Regions from separate parts of the Homo sapiens genome. Here region 1 is linked to region 2. A link is a contact called in ENCODE Hi-C or POLR2A ChIA-PET data. All regions are on one chromosome and are shown on one strand. The core of a region is the stretch at or near the end of the contact, and the rest is flanking DNA. Distances in the headings are between cores, read along the strand shown. Region 1 holds the start of EPCIP (exosomal polycystin 1 interacting protein). Region 2 holds the start of PAXBP1-AS1 (PAXBP1 antisense RNA 1).

Region 1 (4,767 bases), core at 1,582-4,081, 86 kb after region 2:
TCAGCCCTGTGTTCCCAAGGCTAAGCTAGCTAAATACAGCAAATTGTCATTGATAAAGAGGCAACATACTATAATATATAAAATGTGATACATGTATGTTGTATACTGAAAATTGAATGAAATCAGGAACTATCCATATTTTTATTCACTAATAGTAAGATCTAATGAGTGTTTCTTTTGTGCCAGGTACTGTTAAGTGTTTCACGTGTTTTATGTTATTTAATCCTTTCTGTAATCCTACAGGTAGATATTATGGCCCCCCCTCCCCTTTTTTTTTTAGACCGAGTCTCAGTCTGTCACCCAGGCTGGAGTGCAGTGGCACTATCTCGGCTCACTGCAACCTCTGCATCCCGGATTCAAGTAATTCTCCTGCCTCAACCTCCCGAGTAGTTGGCATTATAGGTGTTGCACCACCACGCCCAGCTAATTTTTGTATTTTTAGTACAGACTGGGTTTCGCCATTTTGGCCAGGCTGGTCTCGAACTCCTGACCTCAAGTGATCCACCCACCACAGCCTCTCAAAGTGCTGGGGTTACAAGCATGAGCCACTGCATATGGTCCCATTTTCATATCAGGAAATGATACATGGGTACTCAGGGAGGTTAAATAACTTGTCCAAGGTCACAGAACTAGTTAATAATGGCTAAAATTTGAACCCAGACAGCCAACTATACTCTGAAGAGTCATGGTGGAAATTACAGCGCTATTTCCTACCCCAGGGTCTTGGGCCTATTCAAGTGAGATTCCATGCATTGTATTCTATTACTAGATGCTGTAGCCTTTAACCTATATGTGTATAGAACCCTCATGCTAAATGCTATGATTTGAATGTGTTTCCTAAAGTTCACGTGTTGGAAACTTAATCCCCAGTGCAACAGTGTTGAGAAGTGGGAGCTTTAAGGGGTGACCTTTAAGAGGGCGGTGCCCTCATGAATGGATTAATGCTGTTATTGAGGAGTGGGTTGGTCACCATGGGAATAGGTTTCAAATAAAAGGATGAATTTGACCCCCTTTCTCTCTGTCTCTCTTATGTGTGTGCACATGTTCTCTTGCCCTTTCACCTTCCACCATGGAATGAAACAGCAAGAATGCCCTTGCCAGATGCAGGCCCCTTGACCTTGGAATTCCCAGTCTCCAGAACCATAAGAAAGAAATTTCTGTTCTTAAGTTCATAATCAGAATAGAGGACAATATGAGCAGAGTGCTGCTTCTGCTAACATAGGTATGGAATGTGGGACAAAGAATTCTCAGAGAGTGAGCCACTGGGAAGTCCTAACTAAAATATGTGGCTACCGTACTTTTCTACTTGACACAGTCCTTGAGAGAGTGAATTAGGCAATGAGTGCAAATCCTTCAGGCTTTCCCCTTGAGTGACTTGGTAGACACTCAGTTAATTGCATCACTGGGGTTCACATCCACAGCTTTGCACAGCTGCCCCTTGGTCCCACGCCCACAGAACTGTGAGGCCTGCCTGTTCTTCCCACTGGGGCCTATTGACCTATTAGCTCCCACAGACACAGACACAAGCCACTGGGCACTGAATTTTAAAAGCTGATAATGTGGCAGCTTTAAGCAGTGAAAAATATTAGTGTGGAAAAGAAAGATGAGAAATCCAAGTCAGCTCTTGAAAAGCACTCATTTCCATAAATACTTTATTGAAACTGTTATTTTCAGAAAATGCCCAATTTCTGTCAGAAAAAAAAGTAATGAAAAGTCTTTTTTTTTCCTTCCAAACATATTGCATTATTTAGACTAAAAAAAAGCAAAAAACTTCTCAAGGATGGCTCTTTTCGGTAAAAAATTTTCAAACAAATGAAGTCTTTTTTTTGGTATTTTTTAAGGGTGGGTTTTTTATAAATATTATGCACAATGTTTTTGAAACATTTCCTGTCCTCAGTATACACCAACATACTTTTTGCTAAAAGCTTTCCAAAAATATGCTTATTAAACAAAGAAATAAATGCAAGACTGTATATGTTCTACTCATTTTGAATTAAAACATTCCCCTCTTCATCTTGCCTTTTGCTACATTATTTATCATGCTTTTTCACTTTTGAATAAAAGACCAATTTTTTAAAAACACGAACTATCCAATCCAAATGTTAATGCTCATCTTAGCTTACTTTCTTTTCTTTGTTTTCTAATCAGCAAACTCTATAAAGCCTGGTGTGTAAATAGGCAGTAAATATAATATTATTAAAAGATAAAACAGAGCAAAGAAACAGTATCAGCCGGTGTTTTGGGAGTTCTCACTTTTCTTTGTTTGTGATCACAATAAGGAAAAGAGATATCATATCTCTTTTCCTTAATTGTTATTTAGCATTGAAGACTAATGGAAAAGTCTAGCCAGATGTTTTAAAATAGAGACAAGATTTCAAGGAGCTATCTGTTATATTAGCTTTAAGTGAGTTTATCTTTTTAGGGTTTAAATGAGAAGACCATGTCATTCTTTGCTTAATGCACTGAAAATCTTTCATTTTAAAGGCAGAATCTCAGTAAAGAGGAATTCATATGCCTGGAAGCCTAAAAAAGTGTTTCATAGTGAAAGCCACTCATACATGTACATTATGTTCAGGAAATGCAAATGCAACAAGAAGGTGACCCTGACAATGGTTCTTCCAACCGTCACAGTTCCTGCCATGCAGCAGAAATTCTGAAGCTCTGAAAAACTGTCAGACTAGACATGCTTTTTAAAAAAGAAGAACACAGAAATTACTTACATCTGAGAGTTCCACCGTGAGGCCTCGCCTCTCCACTCCACAGACCTCTGCCTGGCCACGGATCCTTCACCCTGGCTTGACAGCTGGTTTAATCTGCAAGCCAGGGTGGAATGCGTGGTCTTGCACTTGCTGTTCTTTTCCGTCTTCGGAGGGCCAGCAGCCTGGTCATTTCCATGGCAACCAGGAGGAAGCTGCTGGCCTACCAGTCTCATTAACTACACGCAGGAGAGAACCTGCCTTGGTGACTGCTGACCACTCTTTTGGGGTTCTAAACTGGGAAGTTTCTAGAAGAAACTGAGGAGACTGTTGCTGTAGGCTGATCCCAAAGGATTGACACAAATGGAAGAAATTCTACTTTAGCAGGAAATTGAATGGATTAAATGTAGAGTACGGAGACTCCTTGATACTTTTACTTTCATGATTTATTCCACCTTTTTTGGTCTGATGAATTGTTACTTATGGTAAATGCCTGCACTACTGTATAAAGTGTCCTATCGTAGTTGTTCCAAAGAAAAAAAACTCATTTGAACTCCAAAGATAGACATTATTCTCTGTCTTTTTTAAAATTCATTTAAAAAAATATTAGAAGCCACAAAACCAATAAATAGGTAACAATTATTCTATGTACATTAACTGATAGTCCATGTGGGCTTCTATAACAAAATACCATTAGTTGGGTAACTTACAAACAACATATTTATTTCTGTAGGCTGGGAAGGCCAAGATCAAGGCAGATTTGTTTTCTGGTGAGGGTCTGCTTCCTGGTTCATAGATGGCACCTTCTAGCTGAGTCCTTACATGGTGGAAGGGAAACTGTGGTTTCTTCAGCTTCTTACAAGGGCACTAATCCCATTCATAAGGGCTCCACCCTCATGACCTAATCACATTCCAACATCTCCACCTCCTATGCTATCACATTAAGGATTAGGTTTCAATATATGTATTTTAAGGGAAGATAAATACCTGGGCCTTAACAACTGATGAAGTCTCACTAAATATGGGAAAAAAAGATAAGGCAGGGGTCCCCGATCTCCAGGCCACGGACTGGTACCAGTCCATGCTACAGTAGGAGTTGAGCAGTGGGTGAGCAAGAGAAGAAGCTTCATCTGTATTTACAGCCGCTCCCTATCAATCACATTACCACCTGAGCTCTGCCTTCTGTCAGATCAGCAGTGGCATTAGATTCTCATAGGATTGAATTGAGAATGCTATTCTATTGTGAACTATTGTGAACTGTGTATGCGAGGGATCTAGGTTGCATGCTCCATATGAGAATCTAATGCCTGATGATCTGTCACTGTCTCCCATCACCCCTAGATGGGACAGTCTAGTTGCAAGAAAACAAGCTCAGGGCTCTCACTGATTCTACATTATGGTGAGTGGTATAAGTATTTCATTATATATTATAATGCAATAATAATACAAAGTGCACAATAAATGTAATCGCTTGAATCATCCCCAAACCACCTCCTACCCCTGCCTGTCTGTGGAAAAATTATCTTCCATGAAACTGGTCTCTAGTGCCAAGAAGGGGACTGCTGAGATAAAGAAAAATCTTGCTAATTAAAAGCACTAGGAGTCTGGAGCAATTGATTTGTAATTACCCAGATACAGATTCTCCAATATGTTAAAGAAGAGAGCACCTCAGTAGGGAAATTTATTCATTCATTTATTTATTATTCATCTACTGAATCCTTACCACACACATGCACTGTGCCAGGAGATTTAAGGGGCACAGAGATCAATGTCATGGTTCTTGTCTTTAAGGAAGTTATACTATAGGAGGGGCAATTATGTAAGTTGCATCTGGGAAATGTTTGAAGGGAGATACAGACACAATGCAGGGGAATCCCAGTGAAGGTCGGCCTTTGCCAGGGAGACTGGTGAAGTCCTTGGGGAGAGGTAGTTTTGGATCTAGGCCTTAAGGGATGGCTGAGATCTGCATGGTCAGATGTGGGGGAAAGGACAACGATCTCTCATGGAGTGATTATTTGATGAACTGCGGATCCAAGCTGATGGATATATCCTTCCTCCTTTCTGCACCCAG
Region 2 (5,228 bases), core at 2,722-5,221:
TACAAACTTAATCTTGGTGAAAAACAGGGTTACACTTTGCTTTAATATAAAAAATGATTTTAGGGCTGGGCGCGGTGGCTCACGCCTGTAATCCCAGCACTTTGGGAGGCTGAGGCAGGCGAATCACCTGAGGTCAGGAGTTCAAGACCAGCCTGGCCAACATGATGAAACCCTGTCTCTACTAAAAATACAAAAATTAGCAAGGCGTGGTGGCACACACCTATAATTCCAGCTACTTGGGAGGCCGAGGCAGGAGAACCACTTGAACCCAGGAGGTGGAGGTTGCAGTGAGCCGAGATCATGCCACTGCACTCCAGCCTGGGCAACAGAGTGAGACCCTGTCTCAAAAAACAAACAAGCAAACAAACAAAGAAAAAACATGATTTTAGAAGATTCTTCAGGTAGATGAATATGCAGAATGCACTGAAATTCAGGGAGCTGGGATTATTGAAGATGAAGAGAACACATTGATATTTTCCAAGCACAGCTTCTGAATACAATAGGCATTTTTAAAGTGTGAAGATTTTAAGTGAACACTGTACAGCACAATACAAACCTTGGTATCACTCCAAAATGAAGGCCAAATTAATTTTAAAAGTCAAATGACTTAAGAAGGTTTGTTAGCTCTTAAATATTAATATGTTAAGTATTACTGTAAAGCTTATAGTAGGAAAGATAATGACATTCCAAGAGATTAGACATCCATTTATGTTAGCTTTACAGAAAGAGTCAATATTCCAACATTTTTTTTCTGAATTGCTCACATAGTCTAAATCTAATGAAAATAGAATAGCTTAGACAATATTTTAATATTCTTTCTCCTTAGAATGCACATTAATGCCAAAATAAATGTTTTAGGGCCTTTTGGTAAAAACAAACCATTATTTGGCATAAAAGACGGCTGCTGGAGGTTTTGGAAATATTATTATTCTTAGGTTTCCTAACCTTGGAGTAAAGTGTAGCAATAATTCTAAAAACTATAAGTAATACACAGTTTGTAGCTGAACATTTGACTTGCTATTATGAGTAATCATAATTAAAGAAACATTTAGAATTTATACAAGATTAGTAAGTCAGGTAACGTCACCAAAAAACACAAGCAGCTGAAAAATGCTTCCCATACAAAAACAAACATTCGCCCCACCCAACCCCCACAATATTTTAATTCAGAATTCATCAGTATAAGAATTCCACTTGTAGTAAAAAATATATGCAATGGAAATTAATACTGTACCAAGGTATAGTTTAAATACAAAAAACAACTTGAAGCAATTAAGTCCATACTGATTGAGTATAGCCAATATTATTTATACTTATTTCTTGGAAGACCTAGAGCCCCTTCTCCTTCATTCAAAAAATATATGTACCAAATATATATTTCTTATATACTGTTCTTTGCTTAAGACTTTTCATTATGTCACTATCTTTTTCCCCATCAAGATGCAATTATACTATTTAGTCAAGTTAACACTTTAACTGACATTAATATTCTACATGCAAAGAGTGAGGTCTTATGCTCTTCATTTATTGAGGCTGGAGAAAGCTTAGTAGTTTAAGATATTTAAGGGCTTATATTTGTAAGTATGCCTTTCAAACACTATTTTTAATTTATAAAGATATAATCAGTAACTAAACTAATCCCAACACTAGGATTATTTGCCTAAATCATATATATGTGTATATATAATCATATACTTTTTTTTCTTTTTAATTTTTGAAACAGGGTCTCACTGTGTTGCCCAAGCTGGAGCGCAGTGGCGAGATCAAGGCTCACTGCAGTCTCGACCTTCCAGACTCAATCAATCCGCCCACCTCAGCCTCCCAAGTAGCGGGGACTAAAGGGCACACGACGGAGCCGAACTACTTTTTGTATTTTTTGTACAGAAAGGGTTTCACCACGCTGCCCAGACTGGTCTCAAACTCCCCGCCTCAAGCGATCAGCCCCCCTTGGCCTCCCAAAGTGCTGGGACTACAGGCGTGAGCCCCCACACCTGGCATATCTTACATTAAGAAAGACCCAGTATCCAAATTAATTTTAATTTCATCCATCTGCCCCTAAAATAACTCAAACATTACTAATCTATTTTTCTTGTGGTACAATAGTCCTTTTCTTTAAATTAGACTATCAAAATACTTTTAAAAATAATACAAAATCAATCATGTATCTCACATGAAAATCTAGAGGTTGTTTACAATTCCCTTAATGAAAACACAACGGCCATAACAGAAATACTCCAACAATATTGGATAATATTAGATAATACCTACTACTATAACTGACCTACCAGTAAATATGTCAAGCAAGACACTGTATGGGTTTATGTGATACATGATACAAACTGAAACAATATTTCTTTGGAAAAAACATTTACTTTTAGAAGCAGCAGCAGAACCCAAGAAAGCAAAATCCTGCAACCAAAACCTGCATCTCCCTGCACCCCCTCAACAAAAACCTGTTAACAAAAAGTTTGCAGGAAAATAAGTTTGATTAAAAGGAAATACAAGCATAATCTGCTAGAGGAAATACAGTGAAAGGGTTGTCGGGCTCTTTTCTAAAAAATGGTTGCATCTGAATTGTTTCAAATCAAAACAGAGACCATGACAAATTGGGCTCTAACAGATGACTTACAGAGCACAGCGACAGCCCCAGACTCGAACATGAGACATTCTTCCTTATGCCTAGTTTCCACTATGAGGCTGAAAGGTGGGGGATCCAATTTGTGATAGATCCGGAATCCTTTACTGAACGCCATTCTCCTTTCTTCGGAGGCAGCCCTGCGAAAACCAAGCAAAGCAAAGCAAATGAAGCTGATGTTTCCTTCTGCAGCAAGGACTGCAAAGCATCCAAAAGTCCCTCCCCGCCAGGTTTTGATGGGGGGTTGGGGTGGGAAAAAACAGACAGCTCTGGGAGAAAATGGCTTTTTCCAAAAGATAAGTCGTCACTTAATTTTACCAAAAAGCAAGAGGAAAAGCTATCAATTCTCATACCAAGGCAAGACAAGGTTTTAGCACTGTAAGTCAATCAACGGTCTGGTTGAGTTTCCCGTTTAATTTATGCTTACTGAAAGGAAAAATTTTGAGCGTATTTCGTCCGGAGCTGTTTATCAGCTTCCTGCTTCAAGATCTGTCACTACGTTGAAAGGGAACCTATTTGGAAACTTCAAGCAGTTCCTTCGAGGTGAAAGGAGCGGAGGTGGGAGGGAAGGGTGACAAGGCTGGTTCAAAGCTCCTTAGGGGGCAGGAGAAGGAAAAGGATTATCCCACGCGACAGGCTCTCCCGGGGGTGGCGATGAAGGGCAAGGGAAAAGGCACAGGTTACCGCCGCCTCTCCTGCCCCGGGCTACCGCCGGCTGGGGGGACGGCAGGCGGGGCCGATAAATACGAATGGCCACCCGGGAAGAGTCACGACTCGGGGCACCGACCCGACTGGGGCTCCTCGGGGGTCCCGGGCAGTCGACTGCCCGGGAAAGCGGCTCCTTCTCGGAGAGACGGAAGAGCCGAGCAGCCCAAACCCTCCATTTATGCGCCAGAAGAGATACCCCGGCGCCCAGGCGGATTCGGTTCGTTCCCGCGGGCGGGCTGACAGCCGCTGTCACCACAGCCCCCAGCCTGACGCGGCACCCCGCACAACCAGTGGTCTGCTCACAACCCCGCCCGTCCTCCCGCACCCCGGCTGCTCGCGGTCGCCCCTCACCGCTCCCGCTGACGCTGCGGAGGCAGAGACTGGTCTTGGAGGCGTCCGCCCGCCCGGCTGCCCGTGGGTCTGGCCGCAGCAGCTCCCCGCCCCCCGCCGGCTTGCTCACCTCTTCCTCCGGCTCCTCCTCCTCCTTCTCCCGCAGCCGCCGCCACAGCCGCCGGGAGCGTCACTTCCGCTCCAGCAGGCCCATCTCTTCCGCATTGCGCCGCGGCCGGGGGCGGAAGATCCGCCCCGCGCGAGGGAAGGGGCGGGGCATCAGGAGGGAGACCACGCCCACTCTGCGCCGACCGGCTGGGCCTGGCACCCGCGGGCGGCCCCAGCCTCAGTCTCCAGCTACCTTTGCCTCCTGCGGCCGCCCCCAGGCAGAGCTGCGATCCCACCGCCGGGGGTGCAGGGAGAGGGAAGATCTGGCCTCCTTGGTCCTTTTGCGTGGGCTCTTCAGAGCGTGAGCGCCGGGGAGGGACTCCGGAGAAAAGCTTGGGGGGCTGCGTATTGCTGCTCCCCAAGCTGGGCGTCAGGACCAACCCCGCCGCCCCCACGGGCCTGACGGGAGAGGAGGAAGGGCTCGGGACGGTCGGCTCGCCGAGCCAACCAGGTGGCGCCTGAAGAGCTGTCCATGGTGTCGACAGCCCAGCAAACGGCACCGAGTTCCTAGTCTGAGTGTCTGGATAGGTAGCAGAAGAAAAACTAATGCCTGCTCTGGGACAGTTCTGTTCGGTGCCTTTTCTTGTGTGTTCTGGAGCTCACAGGGTTCTATCGAAGAGTGCTTAGGTGTATACGATGGAGAGTGGGACGTCACAAACCAGGATCTCAAGGCTGAGTCCAACAAAACATGGCCGTAGGGAGGCCACGACAGCTGTGGTTGTCACCGACGGATGAATAGCTTTTGCCAACCGTGGAATTTAGTAACTAAAGGCACCTAACCCTTTTATCTCATCCTCATTTTTCAACAAATGGTGCTTCCTGGCTAATATCAGCGTGTCCCATAGATTTCTGCTTCCATTGAATAGACCTAATAAGAAAGAGAATGAAGTCAAAGCCAACAGGGCAGAAAGAAATTGAAAACCTGAAGAACCCAGCACTCAAACTGTCTCCACTTGCGTTTGCTTTTTCTTTACCTCTTCTCCTTCTGGTTTTCAACAGCCAAAGCAGGATTTAAATTTGGTTATGTTGCAAAAATCATTTCCCTCTTCAGGCCCTGTCATGTGACTTGATTTTTTCGTCCATTTTAGAGAAGCTGTACCCACCCTGGTTTCAGGACACGGAACTAAATTTATTAGAAAAGAAGCCACTTCAAGTCATGAAGGAGAAACACAAAGATTCTTGGATTTAGTTCTAAGAACTAGAGGGGATTTCTATGTCAGTACTGTCTCAGAAAAAACTGTTGATATCAAATGTGTTGCTTGAGAAGTACCTTTTTTTTTTTGAGACGGAGTCTCGCTCTGTCCGCCCAGGCTAGAGTGCAGTGGCGCGATCTCGGCTCACTGCAAGCTCCGCCTCCCGGGTTCACGCCGTTCTCCTGCCTCAGCCT

What was found. A loop is a pair of places that touch in the nucleus more often than their neighbours do. ChIA-PET counts read pairs that join two places held with the same protein, here RNA polymerase II (POLR2A). Pooled maps may share reads with other maps.
Region 1: a pooled map shows a loop between it and region 2 (2.0-fold over the local background). The contact joins the promoter of EPCIP here to the promoter of PAXBP1-AS1 in region 2. A Hi-C loop is called at or near these places in 14 of 50 pooled maps. POLR2A ChIA-PET finds 5 or more read pairs at or near these places in 2 of 52 experiments (BJ and Caco-2).

What each region holds. Positions count from the first base shown.
Region 1 is chr21:32,810,872-32,815,638 of GRCh38, forward strand. It overlaps EPCIP (exosomal polycystin 1 interacting protein), which reads right to left and starts at 2,832. Exons shown (of 4, transcript NM_001162495.3): 1 at 2,721-2,832.
Region 2 is chr21:32,724,143-32,729,370 of GRCh38, forward strand. PAXBP1-AS1 (PAXBP1 antisense RNA 1) reads left to right here and starts at 3,972. Exons shown (of 4, transcript NR_038879.1): 1 at 3,972-5,228. It overlaps SYNJ1 (synaptojanin 1), which reads right to left and starts at 3,871. Exons shown (of 33, transcript NM_203446.3): 1 at 3,804-3,871; 2 at 2,630-2,775. The coding sequence starts at 2,753. RefSeq lists enhancers at 3,077-3,577, 3,578-4,078 and a silencer at 3,543-4,042.